Regions from separate parts of the Homo sapiens genome. Here region 2 is linked to region 1. The links are chromatin loops, found by intact Hi-C in ENCODE. Cell type or tissue: PC-3. All regions are shown on one strand. Each heading gives the region's core, and the rest is flanking DNA. Links, peaks and the distances in the headings are about the cores only.

The links. Hi-C counts contacts between places; a loop is a spot of excess contacts. Peaks named below come from ENCODE experiments on the same cell type or tissue, not always from the same donor. Only the 100,000 strongest peaks of a DNase experiment are listed, where the experiment ranks them.
Region 2: a loop joins it to region 1, with 5 times the contacts of the local background. A loop is called at or near these places in 4 of 110 quality-filtered maps.

What each region holds. Positions count from the first base shown.
Region 1 is chr3:16,987,737-17,001,003 of GRCh38, reverse strand. All of the region lies in intron 1 of PLCL2 (phospholipase C like 2), which reads right to left. Among named protein-coding and RNA genes, the nearest start is that of PLCL2-AS1, 60 kb to the left of the region's middle. RefSeq lists an enhancer at 588-1,113. In PC-3, for the core only: no CTCF peak of the experiment used is centred there; a DNase peak (open chromatin) is centred at 5,763; H3K27ac peaks cover 2,464 bases.
Region 2 is chr3:16,895,317-16,902,772 of GRCh38, reverse strand. The region is part of intron 1 of PLCL2 (phospholipase C like 2); the gene reads right to left. Among named protein-coding and RNA genes, the nearest start is that of PLCL2, 14 kb to the right of the region's middle. In PC-3, for the core only: no CTCF peak of the experiment used is centred there; a DNase peak (open chromatin) is centred at 5,042; H3K4me3 peaks cover 1,343 bases; H3K27ac peaks cover 1,663 bases.

The DNA of each region.
Region 1 (13,267 bases), core at 3,742-8,741:
CAGTATGAAAGTTTCTCAAAAAAGCTAAAAATAGAACTACCATATAATCCAGTAATCCCTCTGCTGGATATATATCCAAAAGAAAGGAAATCAGTGCATTGAAGAAATACCGGCACATCCATGTTTATCACAGTGCTATTCACAATAGCCAAAATATGGACTCAATCTAAGAGTCCATTAATGGATGGATAGGTTTTTAAAATATGGTAAGTATACATAATGGAATATTATTCACCCATAAAAAGAACAAAATACTGTCATTTGCAGCAACATGGATGGAACTGGAGGACATCATTAAATAAATCAGACACAGAAAGACGAATGTCACATGTACTCATAGGTGAGAGCTAAAAAACTTAAACTCATGGAGGTAGAGAGTAGAATGGTGGTTATCAGAGGCTTGGGAAGGGCAGGAAGGAGGGGGAATAAAGAGAAGATGGTTAATGGGTATAAAATGACAGAAGAAATAAGTTCTAGAGTTTGACAGCACAGTAGGTTGACTATAGTCATTAATACTTTATTGTATATTTCAAAAGAGGAGATTTGGAATATTCTCAACACAAAGAAATTATAAATGTTTGACATGACTGATGTCCTAATTACCCTGATTTGATCATTTTACATTGTATGCATGTATCAAAATATCACATGTACTCCCACAAATATATATAATAATAATGTATCAATTGAAAAAAATACAAGATAATTCTAGTTCAGATGGATTACAGGTGATCCACTTATATCTACAAGTTGTTTACTTGGCCACCAGCCTGCAAATGTACTACATATAATGGACAGTTTTATGGGAAAAGTTATTCTCTTTTAAAGGACTGTAGTCCCTAAATTCACCTGTGCTTTCAAAGACAAAGGCATCTCTAACTTAGATGTTAGTCTTTGAAAGGTCACAGGGGAGTTTCAGAGGCTCTACAAGACTGTGATTAGATTCTCAAAGGGATCTGCAAACTCACCTCCCTTCCTCTAAGAAGTTTAGAATCATGGCCTTATTAACATAAACTTTAGAAGACAAAGAGGAAGATTATCACTTCCTAAGAGAAAATGTCAACCTTAAATGCCAGAGTAAAGGCAGAGAATAAATGTTTTACAGAGTTGTGAAGGAAATTTTAAGGCTATCCAAAAGAGAAATGACAATCTGGGAAACAGGGAAGAAATGAAAACTACATAATTTATAGATATAAGTAACACAATTTTATTAATAAAAACAGCAAAATCAAGCACACAAAAAACTTTTATTGATAGCTGTGAAATGGTTTTCTTTATACCAGAGTAGAACAAAATAATTCAATAGTTTATCAACTTTCTAGTTTAGGAATCACCCACAGAAATACTATGCGCCACAAGATGTGAGCTAGCACTGCATGTCCTCTGTGCCTCGGTTTCCTCACCTGTAAAATAGCCATCAAAATAATACCTATTCCCCAAATGTTATTTATGGTACCTACCTCACAGGGTTGTTACAATGATAAGATGAGTTCATATTTGAAAACTGCTCTAAACACTGCCTGGAATTTGGTACACTGTACATTAGATCCTGTTCAATAAATACATTTCAGTCTGAAATTATTTCTTCATGGAAGAATAACAAAGACAAATACCATCATAAATGTGTCACTGCAATACTCTAAACACTTAGGATTTGTTGAAAGATAATCCTATCACAGAAGAAACAGAATGAACGTCACCCTCTCTGAGTCTTGTTTAACTGATGCACAACCAAACGTATGTGATGCCCAAGATATACTAGGAAACTGTCAAAGATAGCCAGCTGCCCTCTCAAAAAGCTTCAGAAGGCTGCATCCCCACACCCATAGGGAAAAAAAACCATTTCTCAAAGTCTTGTGTTAATTTTAAAGCCCATCAATTTAATTAAAATGATCATTTAAGTCTTGTATAAGTATTCACATAAGAGTACAAATTTGAAGCAATGATCCCCATAATCTCCAGAATATTTTTATCTAAAAAATGATCAAATGACCTCACTCAAAGCACTTTGTGACTGGAATTATTCAGATGATTCCATTTCACACTCTCCTGTTATTTGCAATGTGGATAAACCTACAGCACCCAAAACAGCTACATGTGAAGAAAACAAATTTCCAATTTCTGTAACAGGAAGCTTTCAAAGTCAGGTTAAAGGTTCCAAATAATTCAAATATGTAATGGGTTACATCTGCCTTTAAAACAAGGGTATCTCTAATTGTGAAATCATAGGACCATAATGACATACAATACTGCTTTCACAACAACACTCTTTTGGCAAAGCATTTTCACTACTACCAAAATGTTTCCTGAAAGTAAATATATAAAGCCACAGTCTACATCTGTGTCCAGTGCAAACTGCAATAAAATTCACAGTTTTCTCCAGTAGTGAAAAACTTAACGGTAAGCACCGAGCTCCTATAAATTACACTAGTGATCCTTTAGATTCTAGTGAAAATAATGATGTTAATACATTTTAATTTATGATCTATTATAATGGTACTTAAGTGGCTGGCAAAATTTGGTGTGAAAACTGTGTTTCTCAACTGTGGATATGTAGTTTCATATTCAGCACATTACAGAGCCTGCTGACTTCCTATACTACAGAGCTATTTAAAGATGTAGTTATATAACTTTAATTGGTAATAACTGTCTAGTAAATTGCATTGAATTTTAAAAGGTATGCAAGTTGAATCACATAATGCGAAAAATATGATCAATTCTAAGAGTAACTTCTCAATCATTAATTTTCTTTCCCCTACACTGTGCTGGTTCTTCACTATTTCAGGATAACTTTGAAAAAAAAATTATTTTCCTCATTTTTTAATCTTTAACTCTGGCACTGCTTGGGGTTGAGGGAAAAAATGCAATCCAGGGGTTGATGCAGGAGTGAGAAGGAAAGTTTCTTAGAGATCCATCAGCATGCAGGGGCAAAGCTATTGCCCTGGGACACATCACATCCACCAGAGCAAACAAAGAATAGTAACTCTTCAAGTCAGAAATTTTAATAATTCCATAATTATTTTAAAATTAAGGAGAATTGCCCCACTGACAATTTATTATGTGATCACTTTGTTTATTATTTCCTATCTTGTCTTGTAGGAAAATAACTTCTTCCTGGGGCCTTTTTTAACCAAATGGTTTATCTGCATATGAAATTAATGTGTGTGGCTGGACACAGTGGCTCATGCCTGTAATCCCAGCACTTTGGGAGGCCGAGGCAGGTGGATCATGAGGTCAGGAGATCAAGACCATCCTGGCTAATACTGTGAAACCCCATCTCTACTAAAAATACAAAAAATTAGCCAGGTCTGGTGGCAGGCGCCTGTAATCCCAGCTACTTGGGAGGCTGAGGCAGGGGAATTGCTTGAACCCCGGAGGTGGAGGTTGCAGTGAGCTGAGATTGCGCCACTGCATCACTGCACTCCAGCCTGGACAACAGAGTGAGACTCCATCTCAAAAAAAAAAAAAAAAGAAAAGAAATTAATGTGTATGTGGAGGGGGACAATTAGATTGGAAAAATAAGAAAAGAAACTAAATAATGAATTACATAAAAGGGAAACTCAGCTTTCTACAAAACACTCATAAGTTCCAAACCATTCATGAGCCACCCTAGTTCAGCCCTCAGTGTTCTCTCTTCTCTAAACTCTTACGGTATTTATAGTGTCTACCCTGTAATTTAGCATAATTAATTACAGTCTTATTCAGTTATCTAATTGTTTTATGTGGGTCAGTCTTATCTCCTCAAGTAGAAGGTAAACTTTTAAAGGGAATGGGCCTTATCTTCTATAGCCTCTGGCCGGACCAATTTTGATAGTCAGAATAGAAAATCTTTTCAATGAACTGGTCATCTTAATAAAGCCAATGATGGCCTTGGAACTAAAAGAAAGACAAAATAAGCTAATTCTTTAACTTATCAAAATAACTGTTTATGTAAGGTATATGTGTTTTTAAAAGAAGCATAAGTCATTTTTTTGTTTCTTCAATTGAGGGGTGACAGATCATATAACTTTTATATCAAGCATCTTCAAAAGAATTTTTCGAAACATCTCAGTACAAGAGGTCTTTTGGATGTAAAATAGTATGAAGACAAAGTTGATAGTACAAGGACAGATAGGTAAATAATTAAATTTTAAGATTTTTCAACTTTGGCTGTTTTATCTATAATATTTATTTAAAAATCAAATAATTACAATTCTATAGCAATACCAGTCAATGTTCAAATGAGTATTTCTGTAACAAAATGTTCACTGCCTACCAAACGGCCACATGGAGATAAATCTGTTAACAAAACTTTTTTTTTTTTGATAACAGCATCCTCTGTGTTCTGACTTATAAATTGGGTCTCTACCATATCTCTTTTTCAGCTCTTTCCTCAAATTCCTGTAAAACCAAATTCACCCTGGCTTCCTGACCAGCTTCCTTATGTCACTGGCCCATTTCCCTTATGGTCCCACTGTCTGAATCTTCTGGCCTAGGAATTTGGAATCATATATAGCTCAAATTTATTAATTACACAGTTACTATGTATTCAACAATCCTATAACACGAGTATTATCAAGATCTTCAGTTCCAGAGAGATAAGGTAACTTGCCTACAGGTGTCCAGCTGGAGGCTGGAAGGGAAGAGGGTGGTCTACTCTCTTCCTTCCTGGGTAGGAAGGCCCTGAGTCCAGGGCAGGATGTGGTGTCAGTCTCGCCTACGGGAAGGCCTAAGTCTCCTGATGCCCTGAGTCGCAGCCCACTCCTCTCACTATAACCATTCCTGCAACAATGGCTACTTCTGCCAGTTCTTGAGTGCTCTCCATGTGCTAAGCCTGGGACTCAGTGTTTTGCTTCTTTCTATTCCTCAAAACAACTCAGTAGGTGTGCTCACCTAATTGTTCCAGGTTAGATTGCAGCTTCCCAGAGTAGGATATCTATGTTCCTCAGCCACTTCTGGGGCCAGTGCTGATTTCCCTGCCCATATTATTCTCTGTCCTAACCTTTCATCTCCAAATGTGGCCCCATCCTAGAGGTCTGGCTGAAACCCTAGGCCTTCGGTGAAAGGGTTTACTTTACTTGAGTGTGGCTAACCTCTCTTCTCTTAAATCCTTTTGTGCTTAAAGTCAGTACCATAGAGACAACACATGTTTGTAAAATCTGTAAACCTTCCCAACCAGAGTATACACTTTTAAGAAGCAGAATTCAGGCTGAAAAAATTTATTTTTGGCTTATTGAATCCTCCACGGAGCCTACGGCCACATTACACATAGAGTTGTCTAATACATCACAAAAAAGAGCAGATTATACTTGTCAATGGAAAAAAAATAAGCCCAATTTTAGTAATGTAATCCAAAGTCTACAGCTAAAGTGCTAAAATCAAAATGGTTTAAAATACAAAACTTCAAATATTAGATTTTAATATATTATGTGGAGAAGAGAAAGCCAATCAGAGTGAACAACAATTACATGGATTTGGGGTAGTAAAGAGACTGCAATGTTGGAAGAAGCTCACAAGCCTGGGGGAAGGATCAGAAAAAAGCTAGCCTGCCTCTGTTGTGAGGGGAGCCAGCACCTCCTTAGAGAAGGCCCTGCGGCCTGAGAGTGCACGTTCCTGGGCTGCAGACAGAACAAATACAAATTTGTACAAAACTGATAATCATCTGCATTTCCCCTTTGTGTGCAAATACAACTCACCACCTGTTTTAAAAGGTCAACAAACGGAAGAAGTCTCTTTTGTTTTACCACACTAAGAATCACCAGCTTATACATGTAGGCATTTATTTTGTTTCTGCCTTAACACCCTAAATAAACTACACTAAAGGACATATGATGTTTAAATAGCCTCTGGCTGGAAAAATTCATGCAGGGGATCAAGTTCCCAAGAACTAAGTCCTTGCCCAGCCCTTGGCTGGAATTTCCTTCTGATGGGCATGGATCTTGTGGGGAGGACAATGTGACCACCTGCTTAGCTGTGCAGGATCCTGCTGTTGCTTGGCTTCCAAGAAGGGGAGCCCTGCAGGCACTGGCCTGTGCTCACCACACACCTTTGGACACTCTAATTCAGATTCTCCAATCTCAGCTCTTGCCTCTTCCATACTCTGGCCTTCTCACCTATCTCATCACGATGCCTGTATAGCCCACAAATGGGGAAGAGATGCAAATGGGGATTATTTGCTGGATGTAATAACGGAGCTGTGGTGAGCACTGTGGAGAGCAGGTAGTGGTTCCTTTCACAAAGGGAACACGGTGGTAGAAGGGGGATGTCAGAAGCTAAATATCAAGTCTCTTGAGCCCCCGAATGAATGAATGAATGAACTCAAAGAGCACCACTTGTAGGATCACCATTTCAAACACCAAGTAGAAATCTATATATTTTAAAAACAGTTTTAAAATAATTACAATTATCTCAAAATGTTATAATATGCATTGCTGTAAATCCACTTTGCAAAATTAATGAGTAATTTAAAAATTCCAGCAAATCTCAAATCCACTGCTTTTCTACTTAGAGGTGTTATATGCAAATGAAAGATTTCCTAACACAAACATCTGCTGAAGTGGCACAGACATGCTCACAGTCTTTGTATCTACTTGGCAGAGAGCAACAATATACATCCACTTTATGTCATACCCATAGTAAGCTCCATTTTTTTTTAATTAAAAGCCATGCTTGGGTTAAGAAATCAATAAAAACGTCAATATCTGCATGGCCCGAATCCAGAAGACTCAAGTGATTAATCTAAAGCATTTGCAAAATAGAGTAATGTGAATTTGGACTGCAGAAGGTCCAGTTCTGCCATTTTCCTGAATCACTGTATACCTTTCTAAAACCATAAGTCCCTTCCAAATTAATTAGCTTATCAAACTAAAATAAAAAGCAGTTTTAAAAACCAGCAAAATCTCATCATTAATGTATTTTAAGTGGCATATGCTGCCAGTGACTAAAGCAATTTAACTGCTTCAATGAATCTTGTGTCACCATTACCAGGCCTCACTGCTGTTAAGTCCCATCTACTGAGAGAAAATTACCAGGGGTAAATGTACAATTAATTTCACACAGGCACCAAATTCATTCTAAATACAGCTTCCTGAACCTAGCTCATGTTTTAAATAATATGCCACAGAACATATGATTAAGAGGGTCTCTATACCATTTTATATAGACTATAAAACCAAGAAGCTCAGGCAATCCTACAAAGTACACACTGCGTAGTAGTTTTGAGAGTTGGAACTGGAAGGGCCTTGCATTAATATGGATGCTGATGTGAGAATAAAATATAGGCATTTATAAGTCATGCTTAGATTTTACATAAAAGTATTATAATGCAAGCTTAAAATGCCACATCTAATTATACTGTATTTTATTTCATTAAAGTTATCCAGAAATAAAAACATGGACAAATTCTACCTGCAAGCTAATTACCAAATCCCCTTATTAAAAAGCAGGATGCTATCCTTATTCCAAGAGTCAGGCTGCCATACCAATTACCAATTCTAACAAGGCTTTAATTCCAGAGTTTTGAAGCTGACCCTTCAGTCCATTACGCAACTCTATACTGACTCACTAAAGTTCAAGCTACTTAGAGAGGAGACCTTTGGAGAGAGAGCACTGGGAATGAAATGGTGTCCCAACAGAAGGTTCTGACAGGAGGGAACACATGAGGTCCCCAGCACCTGCAAACCACAGGAATGGCTGGAACCACCAGCAACTGGTGAACTATATTACCCAAGGTAGAATGACATCTAAAGTGGGACAGTTAAAAAGAGTGAATGTGGGTATCAATAAACATGCCACATCAACAGGGACTGCCCTGGGCAAACTGAAACATATGATCATCCTACCTGAAAGTGACCTTATTAATAATGTGTTAAGTTCTAAGTCCCAGGCACTGGAAATGCAGGTACAATCAAAGTATAATCTCAGCTACAGGGGTATTCTCATCCTGACTGGCAGTCAGGCAGGTTGCCAGTTCTAGTCTGTCTGGACACTTTCAACTCGTAGGCTTCACCAAAGGTCTCCTCACCTTTCAACCTGTAGGCTTCACCTTGTCCAGTCTGGGAGTCCATGCTACCCAGGCCAGGAACCCACTTCTACCTGCTTGTGAAGTCTGGCTTAGTCTTGCTGCCTTGAACCCAGGAGATGAACAGCCATGTGTATCTTTGGGCATGGTGGCTGAATCCTTATGACTGCTTTTTGTTTATTTCCTGAGGCTGGCTACAGTTCTCCCTACCCTCTGCCCCTTCATGGGCATGGATCCTTAATCCAATCCTTAGCCTGCCTGGCTAGAACTGAGTCCTTGCCCAGCCCTTGGCTGGAATTTCCTTCTGATGGGCATGGATCTTGTGGGGAGGACAATGTGGCCACCTGCTTCGCTATGCAGGATCCTGCTCTTGCTTGGCTACCAGGAAGGGGAGCCCTGCAGGCACTGGCCTGTGCTCACCACACACCTTTGGATGCTGTAATTCAGATTCTCCAATCTCAGCTCTTGCCTCTCCCACACTCTGGCCTTCTCACCTATCTCACCACAATGCCTGTATAGCCCACAAATGGGGAAGAGATGCAAATGGGGGTTATTTGCTGGATGTGATAACGGAGGTGTGGTGAGCACTGTGGAGGGCAGTTAGTGGTTCCCTTCACAAAGGGAACACAGTGGTAGAAGGCGGATGTTAGAAGTTAAATGTGAGTTCTCAGAGCTGAAGAAAGGAGGTGAGGTGCCAGGAAGGGTGAAGGCACTGATGGCTGGGCTGTTCCAGGTGACCTTCTTAAGAGATCACTGGTCAGTTTTTCTGATGATTGAATCAGGGCCATCACCACTCCACCCCGATCACCACCCAATCCCTCTGCCCTGTTCATATGCATGTGTATTGTATCTCTCATTTTAAGTCAAAACACTAATATATTACACACATATGACATCACTACTATCACATGTCACCACTGACAATCTTGGACTCTCTAATATCCCTCCATCATCTGAAAATTCAACTCTTCAAGTTCAGAAATTCTTTGCAGGGCTGCTGAGTTGAGTCTGTGGCTCATGGCACTTAAGAAATGCACCTAAAAATTAGATTATCTTTTAATGTAATTTGAATCATCTCCCCTCCTCCCTCAATCTAAATATGATGGTAAAATTCACTTGGGTTTACTGAAAATTATAATGGCAACACAGAAATCACATTTTGTCCTCTGGAAAGAACTGGAGTTTTAGCTAAACCATGTTTTATTCCAATTATAAATTTATTTTTTAAGTAATTTAGTTGTACTTTTGAAAGCATTACTTTGAAAGCATTAATTTAATAAGACTAAAACTTGAAAACACAGGCTATAAAAAATAAGATACAACCAGGAATACGGGAAAACCAACCCTCTCCATGGCCTGTATCCATTCTCCAGGGGCAGTCTCATCTTGTGACCCACTACCCCATACTTCCAGACAAAACTGGAAGGTTCCTTGAGTTAGAAGATATAATGGATTTTCTTTATCAATTAATTTTTCTTTAAGAATTAAAAAGAACATTTCAAAAAGAATGAAGAGAATAAAGTATGGAGAATAAAACCCATGATCCAGAAAAATCCACAGTAGCTCACAGCACTCAGAGAGGTGATCAGAATCCTAATAATTCTCACCACCACATACCTCAGCTTTTCAAGCCACATGGTAACTACTGTCTGCCGTTAAATGCAGTTGTGCCCATGGAAAGGAGGTGAGCTAACCTTTACTGAGCTACTATTATGAATCCTCAACTCTGTGAAGCAGGACCTATCATCCCATTTCAGAGGTTAAATAGTACCCAGGCAGGTCAGTTCCTCCTCCTCCTCCCCTGCTCTGTTCGGTAGCCACAGGGCTAGCCCTCATGGAAGACTTCTTCAGATCCCAACTCAGCTGGATGCCCACTGGGTTATGCACATGAGGCTCTGACAGCAGACTGAAGGCTGGGTAAGAAGAAGGGCAAAGCCGGGGAATGGGTGGTTCCCTCCTCCTCTCTCTGCAGGGCAAGGTGAGTGTCTCCAGCAAACGCTGCATCCCCTCTGAGTTCCCAAAGCCCCATCACCTGCTCCCTGTCTCTCTATCCTGTGGGTGGGGATAGTTATCTGCTGTTGACAACCTTTGGGTGGCATCACCAATCTCAATCTCATTTGGCCTCCTGGTTCTTCCACTACCTGTAATAATTCCTTATATTAAATTATCTCTATTTTAAATGTTCTTTTTCCAGTTGGACCCCGAGTGACTCAATGCTCAAACTGTGCAGCCTTGGGAAGTCAATAAACCTCTCCAAACCTCAGCTGCTATTTTATAAAATGAAGAAAATAACTACTTGTTCTTAATTACTTTAAAGGGTTTGATAAGGCACAAAGGAGATAATAAATATGAAAGCGCTGTAGAGGCTGACCTAACTAAGATTTTTACATTACAAGTCCTCGAGTCTTACTTACTGGAATTACTGGAAAGGCAAAAAGGAGTTCACTGAAATTAACTTCCAAGTTAATCTCTTGGACCTAAATAGTAAAAACTACACAAAGCTGCCTTTTAAGAGCTCATTGCAAGCTTACAAACACTTTGGTCTCTCATAAAAGGAAAGTTGGTTGGCTGATGCCTCTAATGCTTCCGCAGGGCCTCTGACCACCAATGCAGAAGGGAGTTAAAATGCATGAACTCAGGCAGCCCTTTATAGAGTACCTAAGTGAAAAAGACTGGGTGTCAGGCTCTGGTCTGTCTTCTGCACCAGCCCTTCCTGTGTAGCTAACCCTAAAACAGGGACTACAATAATAGTACTGTATCCTAGGGTTGTTGTTATTAAACAAGATAAGGTAGAAATGCCCACTAAAGATTCTGATGCTCCCAATAAATGTCAAGTATAATTAATGTGGTTGACATTACTACTGCTATCATCATCACCATCATCGTCATCGTCATCCTCATCATTCTCTCCTATATAATGCATTTTGTGAGGATTTGATCAGAGCTATCTCCTCTGCCTATATCATTCCCAGTTGAGTGACAATCTCAGATACGCTTCCTTGACATCTTTACATGCTTCAGGCAATCATTATTAGATGAGAATGGCCATCCTTTCCCCTCTTTCCTTTCTTATTATTCCTATCCTGTCTGAGCACCTACAAACCTTGGTTTCAGCATTACTACTATTTTTTATCATACAGTGAAAAAAAAACTACGCTATCTAGCTACATATTTACATAATAATGGGCCAATTAAAGGGCTAACAAGAAATCATTATGCTTCTATTGCTATTGTTTGTGGTTATAAACATTTGTATTTATGGGGTGGACACTTAATTATCTTTGGGTAGATGAATACTTTCCCTTAGTGACAGTATTGGGAGGAAGCAGAGACAATGTCTACATCAATGGTGTCCAAAAATGTATGAGCGCCACATATGTAATTGAAAATTTTCTACTAGTCACATTAACAAATCTAAAAAGAAACAGGTAAAATAAACTTCAATAATTTTATTTAACTCAAAATATCCAAAATACTATCATTTCCACATGTAGTCAATATAAAAGTTATGGAGATACCTGGATTCTTTTCAAGTCTTTGAAATCCACCATATTTTACATTTACAGCACATCTCAATTTGGACTGCGCACATTTTTTAGTGCTCAATAATCAAAGCGGGGCTAGCAGCTAGTGTATCTGACAGTGCAGGTCTAGATGATAAGCTTTTTAAGGGCAAGGACTTGTCATATTTTAATTCCAAATTCACCCTGACTTTTCTAATGTGGTGCTTTGCCCAAAGAAAGCACTCACCAAATATTCATTGAACTCAGAAATGAGTATCTGGAAAGAGGGACTATCATTCATATATGTAAATGAGGCCAATATAAATTTTTTTGGAAGAATAACATTTTGTAGGTCTTACACCTTTAAAAATTACAAATGAACATAATTGCTAAAAATCCCAGTGTTCACTCACCTCAAATCACCCCAAATGCCATAAAGAGAAAGCAATGTTACAACTGTTCTCAAAAAAGTGAGAGAGAGAGAACAAAAACAGCTCTGTTATAGACATCTATTATAGATCTCTATAATAATTGACCAAATAAATCATCAAATACTATTTAAATGACCTCATATGCCTGATAGTATCTAAGAGGCTATAATGTATGCTAGGACACAAATATAACTTGAAATGGAATTAAAAACTAATATTACAACCAGGTTAATTTATGAAAATGATGAATACCTTTTTTTTCCTCCATGTTATGAAAAGCATATTTTGCTTGAAAGTTTAAAGGCTTAATAGATGCAAATTACATTTCACTTTCAGCTACCTAGTTGATACAAATCAGCTTGCTCAGTCAGGATAACCACTTAAAAATAATTTGTAGTTCCTGAAGGCCACAACATTATACCATTTATAGAACTGCAGTACAGACACAGCCAAAAAAAAGATGGTAGCTTCTTTCAACCTGTGGTAATCATAAATGTCAAGTTCCTTTTGACAACCGATGCCACTGTCCACTGAAAAGACTACCCAGACCGCAGCCACCGTCAGCAATGGCTTCATAGAACTCAAGAGGGATTCCATTTCCCTCAAGAAAAGGAAATGGTCAATCTCAACAAAAGTTGTATGAAACTGCAAAATACTTGGTGTATCTTCACTAAGACTGTGAAATGAATTTCTAAGGAAAAGTCAACTAGCACTAAAGGCACTCACATGAAAGGGTGCTTAAAGCGCTCTTTCCTTCACCATGACAGAACTGGTTTCTGTTGGTTCTAAATATACCCCGACCAAATTAAAAGAAAAAGATGTCTTTTGCTTTTAAATGTATCTGGCTCTTGTGTTGAAGCCCCTGTTTACTGGGGAAGGAGGAACTGAGTTATTCAACCAATTCCAATACAGTTGTGCAGAGCGGAGACACTCCACGACCTTTTTACTTTTAGCAAAAAATCTTCATTGGACTACAACTTGGTTTCTTTAGCCTAGTAGAATTTCCATCGGATCCCAGGCTTGACAAATCCATGGTTCTCTGGTTACTAATGAAATACCAATGTTTAGCTTGCTCGTTCATTTATATTTTTACCATCAAAATCCTTACAAAGCACACAGCTAATAGCTTCATTTATTTGGCCAAGAACTGGCATAGTATATTTACTTTTTAAATTATTACATTTACTTTAATTTTCCATCTATTGAAAGTTGTTTGTGCTGTCCTTTACATTTAGTAAAAGACAAATAGTGCTTTTTATAATCTCCATAATGGTAACTTTCAAACATTTAAACTTTGAGAGAAAAGAAGAGAATACGTGAATCAAAATTTATAT
Region 2 (7,456 bases), core at 2,164-7,163, 97 kb after region 1:
TCACTATAACCTCTGCCTCCTGGGTTCAAGCGATTCTCCTGCCTCAGCCTCCTGAGTAGCTGGGATTACAGGCACGCATCACCATGCCCAGCTAACTTTTGTATTTCTAATAGAGACAGGGTTTCACCATGTTGGCCAGGCTGGTCTCAAACCCCTGACCTTCAGTGATCTACCTGCCTTGGCATCCTAAAGTGCTGGGATTACAGGCATGAGCCACCGTGCCTGGCCCCAAAGCATTTTAGAGAGAAAGTTACACTTAAGAGTTAAATCACTTTAATTCAGTTCAGCCCATGTTCTTGCTATAGAAATCATGCACTTGTTTAATTTTAATAGCAGCATGTATCAGAACTGATCATTTCTCTTAGAAAAAGGTAAATGCATGGAAATCACGCAATTGTTTAATTTTAATAGCAGCCCCTATCAGAACTGATCATTTCTCTTCAAAAAGGTAAATGCACTCTCTTATGAAAGAAGACCTTGCTGTAATTTCTTAACCTTGCCAACTCCTTAAAAAAAATACTCTCTCTTTCATCCAGTCCGATTCAATGGCCATAAAGGAGAATGGATAGTGGTGTCATCTGCCAAACTAAATAACTTCAGAAAAGGACCAGATAGGAGGAGGGGGCAGGATAAGACAGGGAAGGTTGGATGTGAATACATTGTAGTGAGATGGCTGGGGGCATGCTAGAGGGGATGCAGAGCAGACAGCAGTGTCTGGGCTCAGAGGGCAAATCTGAGCTGGAAACATCAATGTGAGAGTCACCAGTGAATCCATGGGTAACTGCAGCTATGGCTATGGAACAAGTTGTCCAGAATGAGGCATGGAATGAGAGAAGGAGACCTATTCACTGTGTGGCACAGACAGCCCTGATGATCTTCACAAGCGGGGCAGGGTGGAGGGGTGAATGGAAGGAAAGCAAATGCAGAAAGAGATCACAGACACTCTTTAGATACAGCTGAAAACAGGGAGAAGAGAGTTTAGGAGGTAGCTGAAGAGAGAGCTGAGAAGGCTAGAGAGAGGCTACTGCTACCTTTCTTGTTTTTTAGAACGTGAGAATGCTTACAGGCTGATGGGGGAAACACGGCACAGACAGAGAAGTTAAAGACACAGGAGGGAGAGGATGCGATCCAGAGTACAGGGACAACTGGAGGAGAGGCAGCTCCCTGCCTGTTAATTAACAGAGGAGGACCAGTGTACAGGTCTCAAGACAAAGGCTAAAGGGTTTCTCTAAGACACAAGTGGTAAGACTATATGCTAAGGACGGTGAGGGGGTGGTGACAGGATGGACATACATAGATGCCCTTGCCAACAGTTGCCCATTTGTGTGGGCACTGCCCAAGTCGAGGATGCAGACTTGGACTATGGAGTGGAGTCCTGCTCTCTGCAAAGCTCCCTACACAAAGGAGGACAGCCTGAGACCTTGACCTCATCAGCACCAGCTCCCCACTGGGTCACATGGCTCCAGTATGTGGCCCCCACATTCTGAAGAGTCTTTAATATCTCAGGAGCAGCCCCTTCCATGTAACTCTTGAAAGCAACAGGTGGCTTCCAGAATGGCCAGGGGAGATACTGTTGCTTTATTGGAACAAACAGGTCTGACTTGCCAAATAAATTTAGTGCATAAATATAATTTTTTGAAACTTCAAGGACAAACAGCTGCTCTGCCTTATCAAAATAAGCAGTGGAGCAGTTAATTTTTCTAAGTAACAGTGGGCCAGCAACACACAATCAAGGCGTTAAACTTCAGTTCCTTTCACAGAAGAAAAACAACTCTTTGGTTTCTCAACTAGCAAACAATTCACCACCTCAAACAGTGCCACTCCAAGATTATCTTTTGATGATACTGAGTTTCCATTTTTGAAGTGAGAGAGAAATGAATTGCTACCTTCCCAATTTACACGTATAAAATGTGAGAAGGTACCCAAGTGGCATGGAGAGTAACCAGCAGATCTGAGTCCAAAGCCCAACCTTGCCAAAGTCTAGTGTGACCACGTGTATTTTACATGGGCCTCAACTTTTTCACCTGCAAAATGGAGGCCACTGATGATGTCCACCGAACGGGAGCATTGTGAGAGCCCACTAAGCTGATGTTAAAGGTGGTCTTGCAGGGATGAAAGAGCTATGCAAATATGAGGTGTTATTAGCATACAAACTAACTTTCCCAGACTTTTTTGGTTATGAAGTTTTTTGCATTTTTATAACATCTTGCTTCAGGAGCTTTAAAAACCTTTTAAAACATCAGGATAATAATCCTAATGAAATGAGCAAATCAACATATAGCTTTATTTCAATATACTGTAGAGAGAATACGGTGAGATACAGAGTTTAACTGATTTTCTTAAAAGTCAAAATGCATGCTAGATATAAAGTTTATAGCTTCTTTCTTCTGAATTTGATATGCTCTATGAGGAAAACAAGGATGATTTGTAATTTTATCAGTTAAAATTTTTATTGTCTTTTTAAGTCTAGTGACAATACTAAACACACAGAAATAACTGTTTAAATTAATCTTATTGCCCTGACTTCTTAAATTCTTCTCTGAATTTTTACCTCTGTCAAGAAGAAAAAATGAAGGTTATTTTCTTTAGTAAACAGTCACTGCTACCTCAGTAACAGAATTCTTCAAGACTCTGAGATTAAGATCTCAACAGTCTTATCCAGGTAGCAACTAAAACAATCGTGCCCAACCCACCCAAGTTCAGAGTGCTGAAAACTAATACAAATGATGGACTGGGCCTGCAGTTACATGTTTCCATTTAAAAGGGTAATTAAACCAAAGCCACAGTGAACCAAAATAAAAATAAAAAACTAAAACATGATATTCAAAAAAGCAAAGCAGGGAATGTTGAAAAGAACATTTCAAATAAGAGATGGGAAAAAGTAAACGTGCCCTCTAAAATAGGATAGTTTCTTGTTAGGGTGTTTTGACGGGGGGCGGCGGGGGGGATATTTTAATGGATTTATTAGCAAATTTTCAGGAACAGCACAGATCTTTCTCACATAAATAATCAAATCAACAGCAAAATAGCAAAAACTGAATCATTCAGACCAAGAGCTCTTCCCAAGATCCATACAGGTTTTACTTACCATGTCAGTCATGCGAAAAGTACTTGCCCTGGTCCCGAAAAGACATACAAGAAATCAAGCAGACAAGATTTCACGCACTTTTTACAGAAAAAAGAGGAGAAAACACAGTCTTCTGGACACATTTAACACTTCAACCAAGCAGAGGTGCAGACCCGAATCAGAACTCATGACTCTCAAGTTGCAGCTCTTGGTCTCCACAGGCCAGCTCCCCAACTAGTGTCCAGGTCTCTGGTGTGAACTTCTGCACAGAAATTCAGGGAATTCAGCCTCTGTACCTACTTGATACTCTGTTGTTGCTGTTTTCAAACATGACCCCAATGGGCTGCTCTGTTTAGATACAGCAGAAAAGCCTAAGGCTGGACTAACAGTCCTCTCTATGTAGAAAAGCAGCCCTCTTGTGAAGGTAGATGCTCAACTGTTCCTCTCCCTGCTGAGACGCTCCATCCATATACAGGCTAAGCTGTCTGCTGGTGTTGTTTCCACAGTGGCCACAGCTCCATGACATGCCTTGAGGCCAAGATTCAACTCACCACTAAAGTGAGAATCATGGTGCAAAGGGCATCCCCTCGATAGTGACAGATACACAGCACTCTGCAGCTTACTGTACCTTTCCTTGTTCCTCCATTCTTCTCTCTACCACCTTTTGAAGCACAACCTCCTGACAAACACGCCCCAGCACAGCACTAATGGTTACTGCCAAGTATTACTGCCAAATGGCCTGCCAAGGCGTGGGTCCCCGCAACCCCCTCCCCCTCCACCCTCCAACCCCTGCCACAGCTGGCTGGGGCCTCTGGCCCCAAGCAATCTCCTCATGTTATCTAGACAATTATATCATTTTCCATGTGTGACCTGGTGTGGAAAGGTTTTAAGTGCCATTTTGGAACATAACTAATAGATCCCGTGGTCCCTGTTGTTCCCAGGAATGACGGCCCTGAGAGTTGCCAAACTGTATCTGGGGACAGCTTTATCAAGCCCTGTTATTTTGGTGGTATCTTCTAAGCCATCCTCCACCTTGTCTTACTTTACTGTCTGGCAACCAGTAATGATGAGGACAGGTCAGGGCCACTGCCACAGAGGCCACACATCTCACCAACTTCCCAGTAAGGAGCCCAGTAGAACGCTTGCTATGTGGCTATGTGCCTGTTTCTCTCGCACTATTTCACTCTCTTGCTTCCAGACCCCTCCGGGTAGCATTCATACCCGGCAGCTATTCCTTAGGACAAAAGGGCTATTTAACTATTTTAAAATCTTTTTCAACAATACTTTTTTTCCTAACAATGAAGATGGGTAAGATCTGGCTAATTATGCTGTAGGAAAGGAAACCTCTCTTATTCTTCACTTGGTAAATATTACTGAGTACTGAATGTTCCAAAAAAAAAAGGCTGTAGATTTTCTCTCCCCAAAGAATATTAAAGTTCATTTCTACTACACCTCCCATTTAGAATACGTAAATAAAACTGCCTGTCAAAGGTATATGTGTTAACAATTGTGTCACAATCAAGATAGGGACAGCTTGAGAAAACTTTGCTGCTGCCAAACTGTTGGTGCCTCTCCGGCCTCTAAACAGGGGTCTCCAAGGACTTGGCCTTCCCCTCAGGTCACTACTCTTCCTTGGTGCCTACTCAAGACAAGTGAGGGGCACAAGCTTCTTGGCTAGAAGACTCATCCTTGTCAATGTGGAAGAGAAAAAAAAAATGACCTAAAAAAATAAATGGGAATGACAACCTCTAATAATTTGTGCAGTCCAGTTGAGGAGAAAATGAGTACACACTGCATAACTAAGGTTACAAACAAGTAACGACTGAAATCTTCATGTTACTGCTTTGCAGCCAATAAAATATGTTTTATAGATGCCTCAGGAGTTCAATGTTCATTCCTCTTTACCGCGAAGGTCAGCATGGCAAGAGGAAAATGCTCTAGCATTCAGAAAGTACACATTCACGCAAAGGTCATGACGTGCCAACCCAGATGTCAGCCCACCCTCGGGCGGAGCACTGGAGCATCACCAGATGGTTCACATCCTCCCCGCATAAATCACCCTTACAAACAGACACCTGTCTGGCAAGTGCCGATTTATAATCTTCTGTGAGTAAACAGCGTTTTTACTACACTCATTTAGCAAAGTGAAACATCCAATCACCTCTCTCTAGAAATAGTGCTAGTGCCTCTGCCAAACTAATTCTTTCTAAAGACAATTTTTCCTAGGGAGGCTCCTCCTTCATGCTGCAGAATGCCATGGGTACACCTATATAGTTTCTCTTGTGAGGGATGGACAAGAGCCCAGGGACTCGCCAGGAACTACAGGGACTAGGAGCTGCACAGTAATGATTAATCAAGGGGGATTAAGGCTCCAAATAACCAACCCAGGGCCTTTTTTTTTTTTAATTGACATAATTTTTACCTTTACCTAGATCAAAAAAAGACACATAGGGCAGACTGTCATTTTCACATATAAAATCTATTTCTCCAAATTTTACTAAGGAATTATTCCCCTTCATTGACATTTTATATCCCCTCCAAAAAAGGGCAGCTCGACTCCCTTAAAGAAAAACTCCACCGCGGCAAGTTAAGGTTTAATCCTGCCCCCTACACCCCACCAGCCACATGCTCACCAACTATCATCTGCAGGATTCCGGGAGCTGTTTGTTCTCTCATATCTAACAGAGCTACACAGGGAAGTCGAGAACCCAACATATAAGAAAGGTTTCACAGCTGTTGTTAACCCTGGCTATACTTTAAAATCTCCCAGGGCACTTTAGGAAACCCCCAGAGGTTCTGATTCAATTGCAGCCAGGTGGGGTCTTCACATTAGTATGTTTTAGAATCCAGGTAATTCCAATGTGTCTTAAAATGACCCATCTGAAGATTATTTCCCCTTCGTCCTTTCCTACCCAAAAGAATATTTAGATTAGGCAGAATAAGTGTTCAGTAGAGCTAAAACTCTCTGTTGACCGACCACCTGAGATCCTAGGTATGCTATTACTTAGCAGTGATCAAACAACTCTCCATTTTGTCCGTATATCTGGATAACTGGTTTTGCTCTGTTAACTGCTTTTGAGACCAAAAAGCTCTATCTAGAAAACTGTTATGTGAAGAGCAGGTGCTCCACAAACGAGTGGTTCTCAAAGTTTTATTATGAGCAGCACATTTTCAAATATTAAAACTTTCGAGTGCACCTGAAGCTCAAAACTACACTAAACAAATCATAAAAACTCCAAGCAATCACGACTGCAGTGTAAGATGACTGCAGTGACCAACACACTCTTCACTAATGTGTCAACTTTCCACCCAGGCCCAGCTCCTTTTGTGCTTTCAGTATATTCCAAGGAAGATCCAGTCCTCAGGCTCTTCCAGCAAGCTGCCCCTCTCTCCACCCACCCCCTCTCCAGGCCATCAACTAGTGCAGGGCTTTAGCAGGTCTCACCACGTACAAGTGTCCACAGCAGCAGAAATGTTTCACATGCTGATCCACAGACAGCAAAAAACTGTAAAAGGCACGGCCCTAAATAGTGCAGGAGGAAGTAACCAATTGGTATCTGAGTTTGATTAATGTTCACAATTTAATTGTTTGAATAAACTTAATTTGTTGCAGTATGATAGACTTCCAGAAAAAAAATCCTAAGTGTAAAACCTAATGGATTTTTACAAAGTAAACCCACATTTGGAATCACCAACCAGATGCAGAAACCAAACATCACTGGCACCCAGTAGGACCCTTGCTTCCTCCCTCAATTATTATCCCCAAGTGTAACCACTATTATAACTTCTACCACTCCAAATTAGTTTAGCTGCTTTTGAACTTTATATAATTATAATCAAAAATATGTATTCTTTTGTGGCTGGTTTATTTCCCTTAGCATTATGCTTGGGAGACTCAAGCAGTGCATAGGGCAGTCATCTGCTGTTTCTGTTCTTTCTTCCTTTTCCTCATAGGATTCCACTGTATGATACGCTATTTTATAAGATAGGCATTTGAGTTGTTGCTTTCAATTTGGGACTGTTAGAATTAATGCTGCTTTAAGGACTCTTGGAAATGTCTTTCAATATACATATGGAGTAACTCCTGTTAGGTATATACCTAGCCAGAAAGACAGTGTGGTAAGTATATAAGGACTTTATGTGTATGTAACAAAATAGACTCCAAAAACAGACCCATACATAAATGGCCACTTGATCTAGGATCGAAGACCAATGCAGTGCAGTGGGAAAGAGATTCTATTTTCAAATAAATGGTGCTGAATTAATTGGATATTTATATGGAAAGAAAATCTTTAACCCTACCTCACACCACACACACAAAATGAAATCCAGATCTAAACATGAAAAATAGAACAATAAGACTCCAGTGGTTAAATAAATGACTATCTT